Regions from separate parts of the Homo sapiens genome. Here region 2 is linked to region 1. The links are chromatin loops, found by intact Hi-C in ENCODE. Cell type or tissue: gastrocnemius medialis. All regions are shown on one strand.

Region 1 (8,000 bases):
CCCCACCAGCCCCACTGTAGCTCCCAAACATGTCCTCAGACAATGCTAAATGTCCACTGGTGACAAAGCTGTCTTCAACTGAGACCGCTGCAGTAAGGCCAAGCACAGCGGCTCACACATGTGATCCTAGCACTTTGGGAGGCTGAGGCAGGAGGACGGCTTGAGCCCAGGAGTTTGAGGCCAGCCAGGGCAACACAGTGAGACCCTGTCTCTACTAAACATTTGAAAAATGAGCTGCTCATCATGGTGCCTGCCTGTAATCCTAGCTACTTGGGAGGCTGAGGCGGGAGGATTGCTTGAGCCCAGGAGGTCACAGCTGCAGTGAGCCATGATTGTGCCACACCAGTCCACTCCAGTCTGGGCAACAGAGTGACATTCTGTCTCTTAAAAACAAAACAAAACAAACAACAATCCACTGCAATAGAAATGTCCATAATTGACCTCTGTTTCAAAAGCTTACTGGATTGACCAACATCCTTCACTCACAAGGGAAAACACAGAGGCTGAGGCCTCTAAGAGCACCTGCTTTGCTTTGGCTCCAGCTGCTTAAGTCTCCACGCTTACCAAGAGTATACTGTGTTTGTTCCCCAACCTGTTTATGGTACTGGCAATCACTGTAATTTTTAAATTTAATTAAGCCTGATGTAAAATTGATGAAATACAAGTGTGGAAAAATTCTTGTTTCTGTAAAAACTAAGTTAGAAACTTTGAAAAGATAAAAAATGACAAGTCACTTAAGAAAAACTGATGTTGAATTAGATACAAATGTCTCTAAGTTCTTTTTCCTTAAAAAAAAAAAAAAGAAGAAGAAGAAGGAAATTCCAGGCTGGGTGCAGTGACTCATGACTGTAATCCCAGCACTTTGGGAGGCAGAGGCAGGTGGATCACTTGAGGCCAGGAGTTCGAGACCAGCCTGACCAATGTGGTAAAACCCCATCTGTACTAAAAATACAAAAATTAGCCGGGTGTGCTGGCACGCGCCTGTAATCCCAGCTACTCGGGAGGCTGAGGCAGGAGAATTGCTTGAACCTGGGAGGCAGAGGTTGCAGTGAGCAGCGATCACGCCACTGCACTCCACTCCGGGTAACTGAGCAAAACTCTGTCTCAAAACAACAACAACAACAAAAGAAATTCCAAATGGTGGACTATGGGTGGATTTATGCACAAAAGACAATGCAGAACTTTATTCAGTGAATCACACATTCAAAGACAAAGGTGTTGGCCCTACCTTGAAAGCAAAAGATAGATGCTGGGGAAAAGTCATGTTCATCATGTATTAAGTCCCAGCCGGGGAAAACTATGCTTTACACGCTCATGTGCTAAAAACTGACATTAGAGTTACAGATATTACTTGATGTCCATGATTACTGAAAACCTGATGATTTCATTGGTGCATGTAGCTCCAAATTTTAACAAAATGAAACAGACAAAAACACCCCACTGTATTTGACTGCAGTAATGTAGCTAGGAGTCATCATCCAGTCACCATTTTTGAGACCAGCAAATCGACAAACACTGGAGCTTTTCAGGTGACCATTTGTTTGTTTTTATCTGTTTACTACTGTTAAACAGTCATCTGAATTAGTGACATGTTTTCATGAATTTATACCTTTTGTAAAGCAACCCTTGAGGAAAATAAATTGAGCAGAATATCCCATGCTTCTAGATTATGCTCTGTCATAACCCACCTGAGGTGATTTAAAGCAGGTGACATAAAAACCATGCATTTTTCATTGACCTTTTATAGGCACAATGTCCATTATTAGCATTGCTTCCTAAGCGTAAATCATCTTTATTTCCTGACTAATATTTATTCATGCAAAATATTCATTAGCACTTAATCTACGTTCAGCCCAGGCAATGCTGGATGTTTTGAGAGGCACTAAGATGAATTTAGATCCTGATCCTTCTTGCCAAGTGTTTACATTCCAGTAAAAGAAACTGTATAAGGCACCAAGTAATGAATACTCTTCATTTATCTACTACTGAAAACTCCCCTAAGGGCCGGGTGCCGTGGCTTACACCTATAATCCCGGCACTTTGGGAGGCTGAGGTAGGAGGATCGCTTGAGCCCAGGAGTTCAAAACCAGTCTAGGCCACATAGCAATACTGCTTTCCTATAAAACAAAAACAAAAACAAAAACAGAAAAAACAAACAAACAGATGAGGTGGGCATGGTTGCATGCACCTATAATCCTAGCTACTTTGGAGGCTGAGGTGGGAGAAGCACTTGAGCCCAGGAGTTCAAGGATGCAGTGAGCTGTGATCCTTCTACTGCTCTCCAGCCTGGGTGACAGAGCAAGATCTTATCTCAAAAACAACCACAAAAAAGGCTACTCTTAGTCAAAGATCACAGCTCATATAAGATGTTGAATACTCAGTGCCTGGCACACACCAAACACTTAATAAATTTGAGTGTATAGACATTTTCTACTGGCTGGTAATTCTGCTCTCTTAAGTTCATTTTTTAAAAAATGCCTGATATAGTTATAGCAGTATTTGGAGTTTAATTGTACTAATTTCCTTTCCTTAGTTATCATTACCAAGATAATCTGATTTCAAGTGAAAAGCAGAACACTAAAAAATCTTTTTTTTTTTTTTTTTTAAAATAAAGTTTCACTCTGTCGCCCACGCTGGAGTGCAATGGTGTGACCTTGGCTCACTGCAACCTCCGCCTCCCAGGATCAAGTGTTTCTTCTGCCTCAGTCTCCCGAGTAGCTGGGATTACAGGCACATGCCACCACACCCTGCTAATTTTTTTTGTATTTTTAGTAGAGATGCGGTTTCACCATGTTGGTCAGGCTGGTCTCCAACTCCTGACCTGAGGTGATCCACCCGCCTCGGCCTCCCAAAGTGCTGGGATTATAGGTGTGAGCCATCATGCCTGGCCCAGACCACTAAAAATTGAATGAAAACAAGGATGCAAACAACTACAAAGTGCAATTATATGTTCAGAGAAAAAGAACTGTCCCAGCAACTAAGAAGTAGAATGAGGTGATGGAAGGTGCTGGTTCTGATAAGTTGTATATCCTTGGGCAATTCATTTGACCTCTTCAGGGTCTCTGTGTCTCAGATGTCAAAGTAACACCACACCATCGTTGGTGTGATCATCAGCCTGAACCAACAGGAAAGCTCTCCGCAAATTTGAAGTTGCAGCATAAATTCAGTTTTATTGAAGGAAAAAAATCCCGAAAAAGATAGCAGACAAGTGTCCCCTGTGTCTGACACAGTTTTGGTAGATTATTTAGCATTCCTTAAAAAAAATCTTTTAATTTTAAATATGTAGAGCATTCATCAGTGCAAAGCGTGATGCCAGCTTTTATCAGCTGTCTGCAATAACATTCCCTCGTCATCTCCTGTCCTTCCCCGTTCCTGAACTATGCGAGCAGTTCTTTTTTTAGGAAGTGTTGAAGCAAGAGCACACCATCTATTTCTGTGCAGCCTCTGCCAGTTTCCAAAATTAGCTGACAACTGTAAAACACAAGACATGAGCCCCCATGCTAATTGTGTGTCAGCAAGATAAATATTTTTAAGACCTGGAATGTTTTTCTCCAACTGTATCTTTAATTTTTTTCCCAAAAGTACAGAGAACATTTTTTTTTTTTAAAAAAAGGTAAAATAGATTTTATTTGTATTGCCTGTCCTAAAAATGATTTAATGTTCTAGTTGTAGAAGGTGTGGGGTTTTCTTTATTGTAATTAGGAGTGAAAGTATTACAACCAAGCAGATTTTTCCCCTCCCCTCTCTTCCCCTTCCCTTTTTCCTTCCTTTCCCTTTTTCCTTCCTTCCTTCCTCTCTTCCTTCCCTTTCCTTCCCCTGCCCCGTCCGTCCCTCCCTCCCTCCCTTCCTTCTTCCTTCCTTCCTTCCTTCCTTCCTTCTCTCCTTCCCTCCTTCCTTCCTTCCTTCCCTCCCTCCCTTTCTTTCTCTCTCTCCTTCTCTCTTTCTTTCTTTTGTCAACTAGCTTGAGGCAAACTGTGGGCATTTTTAATTTGGATCCATTTTCAAATAAAACATAAACAAGAACTTAGCTTAAAGACATCATTACAGGCTGGGTGCAGCGGCTCACACCTGTAATCACAACACTTTGGTAGCCTGAGGCAGGTGGATCACCCGAGTTCAGGAGTTTGGGACCAGCCTGGGCAACATGGTGAAACCCCATCTCTACTAAAAATACAAAAATTAGCTGGGCGTAGTGGCACATGCCTGTAATCCCAGCCACTTGGGAGGCTGAGGCAGGAGAATCGCTTGAACCCGGGAGGCGGAGGTTGCAGTGAGCTGAGATTGCGCCACTGCACTCCAGCCTGGGCAAAAATAGTGAGACTCCATCTCAAAAAAAAAAAAAAAAAAAAAAAAAAAAGACATCATTACAAAGGCATATATATTAATTCAGGACAGTTAATTTTTTTTCTTGTGTGGTGAACCTTAGCACTGGAAAATCCCAAACACCTTAGAGATGAAAGTTTCTTCTCTGTTAAACAAAATCTAAAGACACTGTCCTTTCCCCTCACTCTGATTTTCCCTCTGGTCATTCATCACTATGTTTTCATTCTTTTTGGCCTTCATGTCTTCTCTCCTACTTTTATTCCTCCTTGATTTTCACTCATGATTAAAACATCAAAATGTGTGTGTGTGTGTCTGTATACAAACACAAGTAATTATTCTCACATGGTGAAATCTACAATTGCACACACACATTCATGGAACTGTTCACATCAAATGGAATCTTCTTTAACACCAGCCACTATTCCAGGCCATTTACAGGCGTCCACTCACTTAATCCTTAGAAAAGCCTCACGAAGTAGTTACTATCACTACACCATGGTTAGGACGAGAAAAATGAGACAAAAGAATGTTATGTTACTTCCCAAGGCCATGCAGGCAATGACAGATAGAGTCAGGATTTGAACACAGCCCAAGCATCCCAGCTCCGGAGCCCATGCTTTTCATCAGGATGTGAACAACAGGGGAGTATGCGTAAGCCACAGATATGTTATCTATGCTGTATACTCCTGCACCCCTTCTGGCTTCTGCTATAGCAAATGAACAACAGCAACAAAAAAAGCCCCGTTGGCTGGGCGCACTGGCACACGCCTGTAATCCCAGCACTTTGGGAGGCCGAGGCAAGCAGATCACAAGGTCAAGAGATCAAGACCACCCTGGCCAATATGGTGAAACCCCCTCTCTACTAAAAATAGAAAAATTAGCTGGACATGGTGGTGCATGCCTGTAGTCCCAGCTACTCGGGAGGCTGAGGCAGGAGAATCGCTTGAACCTGGGAGGTGGAGGTTGCAGTGAGCCGAGATCGCGCTCCAGCCTGGAGACAGAGCATCTCAAAAAAAAAAGTAAGTCCCATTGTTAGGAACTTCACATTCTAGAAGTGGGAGATAGACAAAAACCAAACAAGCAAATGAATATTGATTCCTACATTATATAGAATATGTTATGAAGGATGAAGCAAGGTAGCGGGGTAGAAAGTAAAAGCAGGGTGGCAGAGGCTGTAATTTTATGCAGGGTGGTCCTGGGAGACCTCTCTGATGCGGTGACTCTGTGAATATGTGACTGCATTAAATGCAACCGCTTCCATCCTCACCTCCCTTTCTTATGCTCATTTCTTTCCTTTGCACTACTGCATTTCTTTCTTCTCCTCAAGATTTACGGGGTACCTGCTGTATGAAACAGGTGATACTAGGTATTGTTGTAATTTAAGAGAAAAGAAGGGCAGCCTGTGTTTGTACATTCAAAATGCTGATCAGCTAAAACAAGACCCTTAAATAAACTCACCACATCACTTAGAAAACTGTAGGTTTCGACAAGAGATACTTTACATCGCTACAGAGGCCAGCCTCTCAGATCTATTCCTGGGTGGAAATGATTGCAATATGAGCCAGCTACATTCACAGATGTGGTTCTGCTTTCAGAACAGTTTCCCAAGAGCGCTCCTGTAAGTTCCTTCTGCCTAGCCTACATTCATAGGAACGAAACTTTCTCTACCTCTCAGATTTCAAGATAAAGTCCAGGAGGCGGAGTTACTCTTTAAATCACTGCATACACTTTTGGGATTTCGCTGCCTGGACGGAGGTCCGGACAGGCCCCAGGCCCAGGCTTGCGGAGAGGCGCTGCCGTGGGGAAACCGGTCTCCCATGCACAAATCCCTTAGTCAATACTCAGGAATGCACTGCGCGGTGCTTGGAACGAGCCACTTCCATCTGATAGGAGGCAGGCCTGCAGTCGGAGCCGTCAGAGGCATCGCTGCAGTTCAGGTTCATTGAATCTAATCACTGACACATACAGCCTCTTCCTGATCATCTTTCATTTTCACTTGGGGAGTCCTGTTGAGAGTCCTTGCTATGATTTTATTTGGCTCACAATTTACTTGTATTATTTTAGTATTCTTTCTATAAAAGAGCCACAAGTGTGTGCCTTTGTCCCTGCCCTTGTGCTCAAGTGCCTTGAAAATCAAACTGCCAAAGGTTTCTCTTAATCACCTCCGCAGAGGAGCCCATCCGGCCCTGGCTGGCATCTGTAAGGGAAGCCAGTGTGCAAATGGCACTGGTGTCCCTTCCGTCATTTCGAGATAGTGGGAAGGGCTTATGTTTGCTTTCTTTCAGAAATGTCCTCTTCAGACGCAGCTCAGAAACCCACCCAAGAAGAGGAGGCCTGTCTTGGACACTGCTAGTGGCATTATGAGGATGTTCCCTATGCAGGCTTGGGTTTGCATGTTAAGCATCATACACCATATGCTCTGTAATTCTACCACAGTTAGACAATGTGAGCCGCTAAGTACCTGACTCGGCTGTTAGTAACAATTCCTGCTCATTGAAAGTCACTCATTTAGACTTTGGCAGTCGCAAATGTAACCAGCTCTTGAAGATAGTCTCAGAGCCTAGAAATGTCACATGAAGTTTCACTTACCAACTTGTACTCCCAGAACTGAAAAGCAAAAGTCAAAGCAAAAACCGAAAAAACAGACAATGCACATGCGAGACATTTACTTGTGTTTCTTTTTCTTTTCTTTTCTTTTTTTTTTTTTTTTTTTTGAGGCAGAGTCTCACTCTGTAGTCCAGGTTAGAGTGCAGTGGCACGATCTCGGCTCACTACAACCTCTGCCTCCCAGGTTCAAGCGATTCTCTTGCCTCGGCCTCCCAGGTAGCTAGCTGGGATGACAGAAGCATGCCACCATGCCTGGCTAATTTTTGTATTTTTTAGTATAGACAGGGTTTCACCATGTTGGCCAGGCTGGTCTCAAACTCATGAACTCAAATGATCTGCCCACCTCGGCCTCCCAAAGTGTTGGGATTACAGGCATGAACTACTGCACTGGCCTGTGTTTCTTTAAAGCTTTGTGAACAAAGTGACATCTCTCCAAAACAAACCAACAGAAGTGTATTTTTTTCAAATCATATGCTTGTACAAGTGGGAGAGGATCAGTTTATTAAAGAACTCTGCAGTTAATATTGCTGAATTATTGTGCTCTAAGCTGCACTGCAATTCATACGTGGCTTCTTAAGGAAAAACACACCAAAATAATTATTAATCAAAAACAAAAATTTTATATAAGTTCGTTTAAAAGGATGCCTATTTTGCAATAATGCCCAATTTTTCTCTATTAGTTCCCAGGGACATAATATCACTAATAAGTCCTCTTAATTAGAGAAAATCATCTCTACTCTTGATAATTTCTGGATCAAAGAGGGATTTGCAAATACCAGCCTGCATTGTGATGTTTGACTAATGGCCTAATCCATCAACCAACAAGTATTGGTATTGAATTCATTAGCATTTATTCATTTGTTCAACACACATTTCTACACCTCCTACTGTGTGTCCATCTCTACATGCTGGATATTATTAGACAGGAAACTTTATAAACATGAGCCCCCTCTTTCATGAGGCTGTCTGTCTACTGGAGAAGACACAGCCACAAATACTTACACAAATGAATACATAATGACAAGTAATGGGAAGAGATTTTATCCACCTCATTTCACTGATTCCCTTTT
Region 2 (8,000 bases), 64 kb before region 1:
GCTGGAGACTAGCCTGGCCAACATGGTGAAACCTGTCTCTACTAAAAATAAAAAAATTAGCCAGCCATGGTGGTGGGCACCTATAATCCCAGCTACTCAGGAGGCTGAGGCAGGAGAATCGCTTGAACTTGGGAGGTGGAGGCTGCAGTGGGCTGAGATCATGCCATTGCACTCCAGCCTGGGCCACAAGAGTGAGACTCCATCTCAAAAAAAAAAAAAAAAAAAAAAGGAAAAGGAAGTCGAGGAGAGGGTCTACCAGGCAGTTACAAGTGGAGGCTTGGAAATTGGACAGACCTGGCTTTATATCCTGACTGTGTAGCCTTTCTAAGCCTCGGTTTTCTCATCTTTAAAATGAGAACTATATTATTTTACCTGCCTAATTGAGTAGAGGAATTAAGTGAGGAAATACATGAAAAGGCCTTGGCACAATGCCGGGCACATAGAAAGTGCACAATAAATGTTACTTACTTGTATTATTTCTATAGGTTCTCAACAGAAAAAGATGAGTGTGAAATGGAATAAAATGAGCAGAGCCCTAGAAAAGGGTGTAACTATGGCAAACACTGTTGGAAATACCTATTTCCTCTGAGTTTCATTGGAAATAAAGCATGCATGGACGATAGAACACTAAGTACATATTTTTGTTGTTTCTCAACTAGGTATAAAAACTCTGTATCTTAAAAAATATAGACAATCTAGGAAGTACTTATTGACTTGTGCAAATTACCGTCGCTGCGGATTCTTCAACCTTGAATCTATTAGACCACATATGCCGGCCACTTCTTCTGGCTTATTAGTTTTTAGTGCCCTCAAAATGCAGCATCAATAGGGTCTCACTAAGTGTGTGGTAAAGCCAATAAATGTTTTGACAGGGAGTACGGTTTAGTAAGCTCATTCCCTCCTCAGCCTTTCAACAAATCACATAGTTCAAACCAAAAAGAAAGTCCTTTGATTACAGGTACTTAACAGAAGTCTCTATAACGAAGTGGAATCCAAGTGCGAAGAAATGAATGAAATAAGTGAGAAACCTTCATTCATTCAGTTATATTTATTGGGCACCTACTCTATATAGACTCTGGGACTTCAGTGGGCGTGTCACAATGGCAGAAGGGTTCTCTCTGGAGCCCCTAATGCATAGACCCCTGCACTAGCAGTTCAGGATTTTGTGACACCTTCATTATAAAAAGTGTAGACGTACACAAATTAATATGTGCTGTCATGCCAGGTAATGAGTAGCGCTATCAAAAGAAATAAAAGGGGCTGTGTGTGGTGGCTCATGCCTGCAATCACAGTACAATGGGAGGCCAAGGTGGGAGGATTGCTGGAGACCAGGAGCTCAAGAGCAGCCAGAGAAACATAGGAAGGCCCCATCTTCAGAGGAAAAAAAGAAAGAATAAAAGGAGAGGAAAGGAGTTGGATTAAGGGATATTTTATAGATGTTGGTCAAAGAAGGCCTTTCTGACAAGGTGACATCTGAGCAGATTCTCAAATAACCTGTGCGGGTGCGAGAGACCGTTAGGAGATCATGTGAGTCCTCAGAAATGCATCCCAGTTAGTGGGAAGAGCAGGTGCAAAGACTCCTGAGACAGAATCCATTAGGTTGATGCAAGGTGATTGCCATTAATGTAAGAAACAGGAGGTTTTTAAGAAATAGCAAGAAGGCTAACCCAGAAGAAGCACAGTGAGCTGAGCAGCATGTGGAAAGCAAGAGAAGGAGGCCACGAGAACGTGGACTTTTGCCTCTTACAATAGAGGCACACCTGAGTCTAAGAGGCGAGAAGGGCTTCGAAGATAACATTCCTTCTACAATAAGGTGGGTACCATCTTGGGGGGGGAAGAGAAAAGTGACATAACTTCTTTGAAATAAACAGGAACATCTGTAAAGATAAAACTCTAAGATCTGGGAACAAAAACTGTATGTGACAAAGTGGAGCACCAGCAGAGATGCGGAAGACAGGAGAAAAGAAAACGAAGCCAAGGCTGGCTGCCGGAATGATCTGCTCCTGTGTGTTTATTATTCTTTGACATTTAAAGCTCTGGCAATTTTTCTTTCTTGTTCCTTGCATTCTTCCTTCTTCCTCTGTTTTCAGCAACTTTTTAGGGAAAAAATGAAGTCTGATGACTTTGAATTGAATTATGTGTGCTGACCTCATGCTGCCTTCTTCCTCACCTTTCATTTTGCTTCTACAAGCACTGTCAACATTCTCCCTAAAAACAATGCCCTTGACTTTCTTAAAATAAACATGCTACCAAAAGAGAATCTCTTCTTATCAAAAAGGAACAGAACAAATAGTTACCACAATCCTTGCAATTACATAGTTTTCCTTTTTCACTTTACTGTTATCAGCATTTCATTCCCTGCCATCTCAGATGTTTTACCAGCTATGTTCTGACTGAGGTCTGCTCTTACGGGCATTGTCAACTTTGATTCGCTCCTTAGATAAAGTCCTTTGTAAATTGTGAGGTTATAAGCCAATGGAATTTTTTTTTTTTTTTTTTTTTTTTTGAGAGACAAGGTCTGGCTCTATCGCCCAGGCTGGAGTGCAGTGGCATGATCTTGGCTTACTGCAACCTCCACCTCCCAGGCTCAAACTATCCTCCCACCTCAGCCCCCTGCATAGCTGAGACTACAGGTATGCACCACCATGCCCGGCTAATTTTTATATTTTTCGTAGAGACAGGGTTTCACCATGTTGCCCAGGCTGGTCTTGAACTCCTGGACTCCAGCCATCCACCGGCCTAGGCCTCCCAAAGTGCTGGGATTACAGGCGTGAGGCACAGCGTCAGGCTTCTGATGTAATTTTTATTAGAATTATTATCACTCATAATTATTTAAGAAATTTCCACTGCTCTCCCCTGTCATTCCTTCTTAGATTTATAATCTGAGGTTTGCCAATCAGTGACTCTTGTGGCCTCCCAGCTGTGTGGTTAGAAGGCACAGGCCTGGCGTCAAGAGAATAGAAATGTTACCGCTCCTGATACATAAACGTGGGTGTGTGGGAGGGGCCCCAGTTACCCTTCCTCTTTCCTTGTTCTTGGGCTTCCTGTTTCAATCACTTTCTCTCCTGGAAAATGGTGGCCAAACCTGGGGGCAGAGAATGAGAGGCAGGGGTGGAATTCTCCAAGGGCAGAGAACTGGCCCTGAAACTGGAAGCCTGGGGAACACTTTTCAGGATTTTAGAAATAAGAAGTCTGAAATCCTGCAAATGGGCTACAAGGTCAACACAGAACTGAGTCCTGCCAAGGAGCCCAAATTCTCTAGCTATTAACTTCCAAAAAGGCATGGGATATGCTTCCATCAAGCTATTCCTTGCTTATGAGTATTTTTGTTAATTTTCCTAGTATTCATCAGTAATACTGATATTGTTTTGACACTGGGTTTTCAAAGATCTGCCTGTTTTCTTCTCTCTTCATATTCAGTTTTGCAACTTAGGGTATTGGCCTACCATATAATCGGTAGTGGTTGAGTCTTGCCAATTTATTCTTCTCCGTATCCATTCCTTAATGACTGTGAGATATGGCTTCAGTGTCCCCTATAATAATTCAAGTTGTTTTTATTGCATTCTTGGCATGTGTAGTACAACTTTTGTGTTTTCATTACCAATTATTCTGGACACTGATTAACATGTAGTTGTCAATCTCCTATCACCTTGATGTCTTTAAAACACACAAACCACGTCAGAGACCTAAGTACTACATGGGCTATATCTGTTCTTGCCATCTTAATTGGCTACCAATCAAAGACGTCAATAAAAGCATAAATGTAAATGAAAACTCTTGAGCTAGCCCTGGTTTTTAACACCAATTTTTTATGATGGATTCACAGGTGAATAGTTTCCCTTCTCCACCAAGACTTACATTATTAGAACTGTAAGAGGCAGCAAAAGTGTTAAACAGGATGGATTGTACAAAGCATTAGGCTAAAACTGGATATTCATTTTCTGCGTAACTGAACAATGGCATAAAACCAGTGTCTTGGGAAGTCTAGAAGAGCAGTCATTCTGCTTTGATTTTTGAATCACGTAATTTCAGGATGAGTCAAGTACAGTAATTTCATAGACACATTCCTGTAAATCTGTGACCAACTTCTGAAAAGAATTGCCTAATGTTAACCATCTTTCTCTGGAAAAAAAAAAACAAAAAACAAAAAAAAACCCAAACCCAAAACACACAAAATACCTTCCTTCTTCATATATTAACTTCTATGTAATAGCACAAGAAGAGCTAACATTTACTGTGCCAGGCACTGGTTTTAACTTCTTGTGCATATTATGTTTATTCCTCAAAACAATCCCAGGAGATGGGGACAATCAAGATGCCCCTTTTACTGTAAGCCCCAAATTGTTAAAACACACTGCTCAGAACCACACAGCTGTGAAGTGGTAGAATCAGAATTTGAGCCTAATCCAATTCCAGGGCACATGACAGTGAACTGCCAGAAAGGCAGTTATGTACCTGAATGAGTCCAGTGAAGAGAATGTACAAAACGTACCAAATTCTTCCATTTTCCTTTAAAGAAACTGCAAAGATTTCCCCATAATTTTAGAAGGGGATGACATTCAGAAAAATGCTTTCTTTCTCTTTCTGTGTTTCAGAATATCTAAATTGACTCATTTCTAATCTTTAAAATTTGTACATTTCACACCAGGAAAGACAGTCAAAGAAGGGAACATTTTATTCCCAACTGACATTCTGGGTTTAAATATCCTTTGCAACAGTTTTGTTTTGAAAGATCTCAGTGGTTGCATATGAACCTGCCAGATGTCAACAATGTGTCTGCTGTGTACAATATCCCCCAAAGACTAAAGATACTTCTTGCTGATATAGTATTTGGAAATAACTGGCAAACATCGTGGACCTGCAGCATCACTAAGTGTCTGTGTAAACACCTCTGAAACAACAGATGTTCTGAATTCTTGTTCCCTTGGAATAACAAAATGACTTGCAGGGAGCTGATGTTCCCCTCACTTTTCCAAAACAATTTCAGGAAGAATCCGTGAGCTCTCAAACTCAGATCAGCTTCAGGTTCTGGAATCCACCTGTGGCTACTGGCAGTTTTTTTTTGCAGGTGTTTGCCCGTGGGAAGCTGTCAAGAATTGGTCTAAATCAGGGCAGAGCTCCTGACAGAAGGATATTAACCAGCAGGAACTCTTTTAGGTGTCAGAATTTCTTTCTGGGACACAGTCATATAGGTGGGATCTGTACTCAAAAATAAGTCAGTGATGGGGACAGCAGAAAAGTCTGTGCTTGAGCCGTTTAGGCAGAAGAAGGGTTATCTGGAAATGCACAATGATGAGACACGACACATGACAGGGGACAAGAGAGATGCCCAGTGGTGCAAGTGAGCGGCATTTTGAGTTAGTTCGAGGGAAGAGAGGGGAAATTTCAGGAAGTCAGACCCTGAAAGGTGAAGGAAATGACACTGAATATGAACAAATACAGATCTGTGGTTTGAATTGCAAGCTTAGTCATAATAATGATCATCAATACTTTATAAGCATTTTGCAATTTCCAAAGCCTTGTTAGGTGCATCGTATCATTTTAACTGATTAGGAACCTGAGAATCAGAAATGGAACCAGATCTTGAACCCAGAAAGGGGAAGACAAGAAAAAGGAGCAAAATGAAAGGTGATCTTCAGGTTTTCCCTCTGAAACTAAAGGCATGAAAAAAAGAGTAGGGTAAAATGGCTTAACATAAAAAAAAAGACCAAGCCTGACGTGAAATGAGACATACTAATTTCATGAAGATATACACAGATAGATAACGACTCTGTCTACAACAGAGCCCTGTAGTTCTGAGAACAGGCATTTGATGCAGTCAAAAGACCCACATTCTAGACTTGGATCAACAAATCACCCACTGTGTAACTTTGGCAATGTCATTGAATATATCCAAGCCCAAGTTTCCTGATCTGCAGAATTGGAGTAATAGTGAGGTAGGAGATGTGCAGGACCTGTTTTCTGGTCACAACCCTGCTGACCAAAACAGTGTCTGGATAAAACGGGATGAAGTTAAGACACCAGTGGAAACCAGCAGATGTGACAAAAGGCATCCCTAGATGCTCTCATTGCTTGTTAGCATAAGACACTCCCACCAGCACCATGACAGTTTACAAATGCCAAGGCAAAGACCCAGAAGTTACCACCCCTTTCCAGGGCAACAACCTGGAAGTTACTGCCCCTTTCCCAGAAAGTTCTAAACAATCTGCCCCTCAATTTCCATTGACCCACCCCTTAATTTGCATGTAATTGAAAGTGGGTTTATAGGAGTATAAATACCATTGCCAAGTAGGACTTAGTGTGTTGCCTATGAGTCAGCTGTGCTCTGCAAGGAGCAGCACTGTTCAACAAAAGATTGCTCTCTCACACCACTGGCTTGCCCTCGATTTCTTTCCTGAATGAAGCCAAGAACCCGCCTGGGTTAAGCCCAGCTTTGGGGCTCACAGTCCTGCATCATCAGCATCTGCCTTCCACCATATATGTGAATGTGCTTAGCATTAGAAGCTAGGCAAAAATACTAGCTTAAAATGATAATCAGATTCCTCTTAATCAACCACCTACAAGTGTCTGTGAATATCACAAATGCAAGTACTAAGATCTCCATGAATTAGATGGTCCAGTTGTAGAAGTAAGGAAGATTAAAACTGAGTGGTCAGTTTGTGGACCTGACATTGGAAATTAAGTATTTGAACTTCTGATCCCTGGATCTTTCATCAAAGAAAATCAATCATTTAAACAATGTGTTGGCCAGGCGCAGTGGCTCACCCCTGTAATCTCAACACTTTGAGGGAGACCTAGGTGGGAGGATTGAGGCAGGAGGATCACTTTAGCCCAGGAGTTTGACACCAGCCTTTGCAACACAATGAGACCCCGTGTCTACTAAAAATTAAAAAATTAGCTGGGCGTAGTGGCTCATGTCTGTGGTCCCAGCTACTCCAGAGGCTGTGGCAAGAGGACTGCTTGAATCTGGGAGGTTGAAGCTGCAGTACGCCATGATTGCACCATTGCACTGCAGACTGGGTGACAGAGCAAGACTGTGCCTTGGGAGAAAAAAATGTGTTCCAAGTCACATAGCCACAAAGGAAGTGAGAGACAGCATTTGACACCAGGACTATCCAAATCTAAAACCTGTGCTCCTGAGGCTACATCCCTGAAAACTAAGAATTGATGTCATTCTTCTTCAGCCTTTATCTACTGTTGATTACAAGGGACCATTCATTTGCAGATAAATATCACAATGCTGTTCTGCCAATATGGGAAGATAGGTTTTTGAGTCAAGACACTGTAAAATCACTCTATGGTTTGCCTTCCTTTATGATAAAAACAGAAGTTCACCTCTGCATTGTGTGCTGAAAATTAATTTCAGTCTTGGTTCATGAGAATTTGACCAGGCAGGGCTCAATGTGTCTAAGATGGTATATACTTAATTTCGATACCATAGTTGAGAGGTGGGGCTGGGAAAAATAGCAATACAGCCAGCAAGCATTTCTTCTCCTTTCACTGATAGTAAATTGCTATACATAATCACGTAACCAGAGGGGATGGCTTAGTGAAGTAAGCTTCAGGTTTGCTAGCCTAGGCTGTTTAAAACCTGAAATTCTAATCCCGGCAGAGTCAGTGCATGACTCTTCATCTCCTTGAGTTTGATCAATTACATTTCATAGATTTTTTATTATGTAAGAGACTCAAATGAGGCTTTAGAACCCAAATCCAGTCTATCTTATGGAGACACTAAATACCTTGTCCTTTCTATTTATCTAAGTATTGAATTTCAGGCTTACTGTTTCTAACACCTCTCTCTAACTACAGTTAGAGAGAAAATTATGTGAAAACTTTTAATTAAGATGAGAATCTTTTGGTGAGATAATTCACTGTATCTTTTATATATGTTGATCTGCTAATACTAGTGAAGGAATGGGCCTAGGAAACAGAGGAATCTAACATAAAAAATGATATTAACCACCATTTATTGAATAACTACTGTGTGCTCGGCACACATC

What was found. A loop is a pair of places that touch in the nucleus more often than their neighbours do. Peaks named below come from ENCODE experiments on the same cell type or tissue, not always from the same donor. Only the 100,000 strongest peaks of a DNase experiment are listed, where the experiment ranks them.
Region 2: a loop joins it to region 1, with 2.3 times the contacts of the local background. A loop is called at or near these places in 2 of 110 quality-filtered maps.

The regions. Positions count from the first base shown.
Region 1 is chr10:10,909,737-10,917,736 of GRCh38, reverse strand. It overlaps a transcript of CELF2 not described here. Among named protein-coding and RNA genes, the nearest start is that of LINC00710, 38 kb to the left of the region's middle. In gastrocnemius medialis, no CTCF peak of the experiment used is centred here; DNase peaks (open chromatin) are centred at 526, 3,366 and 6,176; H3K4me3 peaks cover 834 bases; H3K27ac peaks cover 1,593 bases.
Region 2 is chr10:10,974,179-10,982,178 of GRCh38, reverse strand. It overlaps a transcript of CELF2 not described here. Among named protein-coding and RNA genes, the nearest start is that of LINC00710, 26 kb to the right of the region's middle. In gastrocnemius medialis, no CTCF peak of the experiment used is centred here; a DNase peak (open chromatin) is centred at 4,808; H3K27ac peaks cover 715 bases.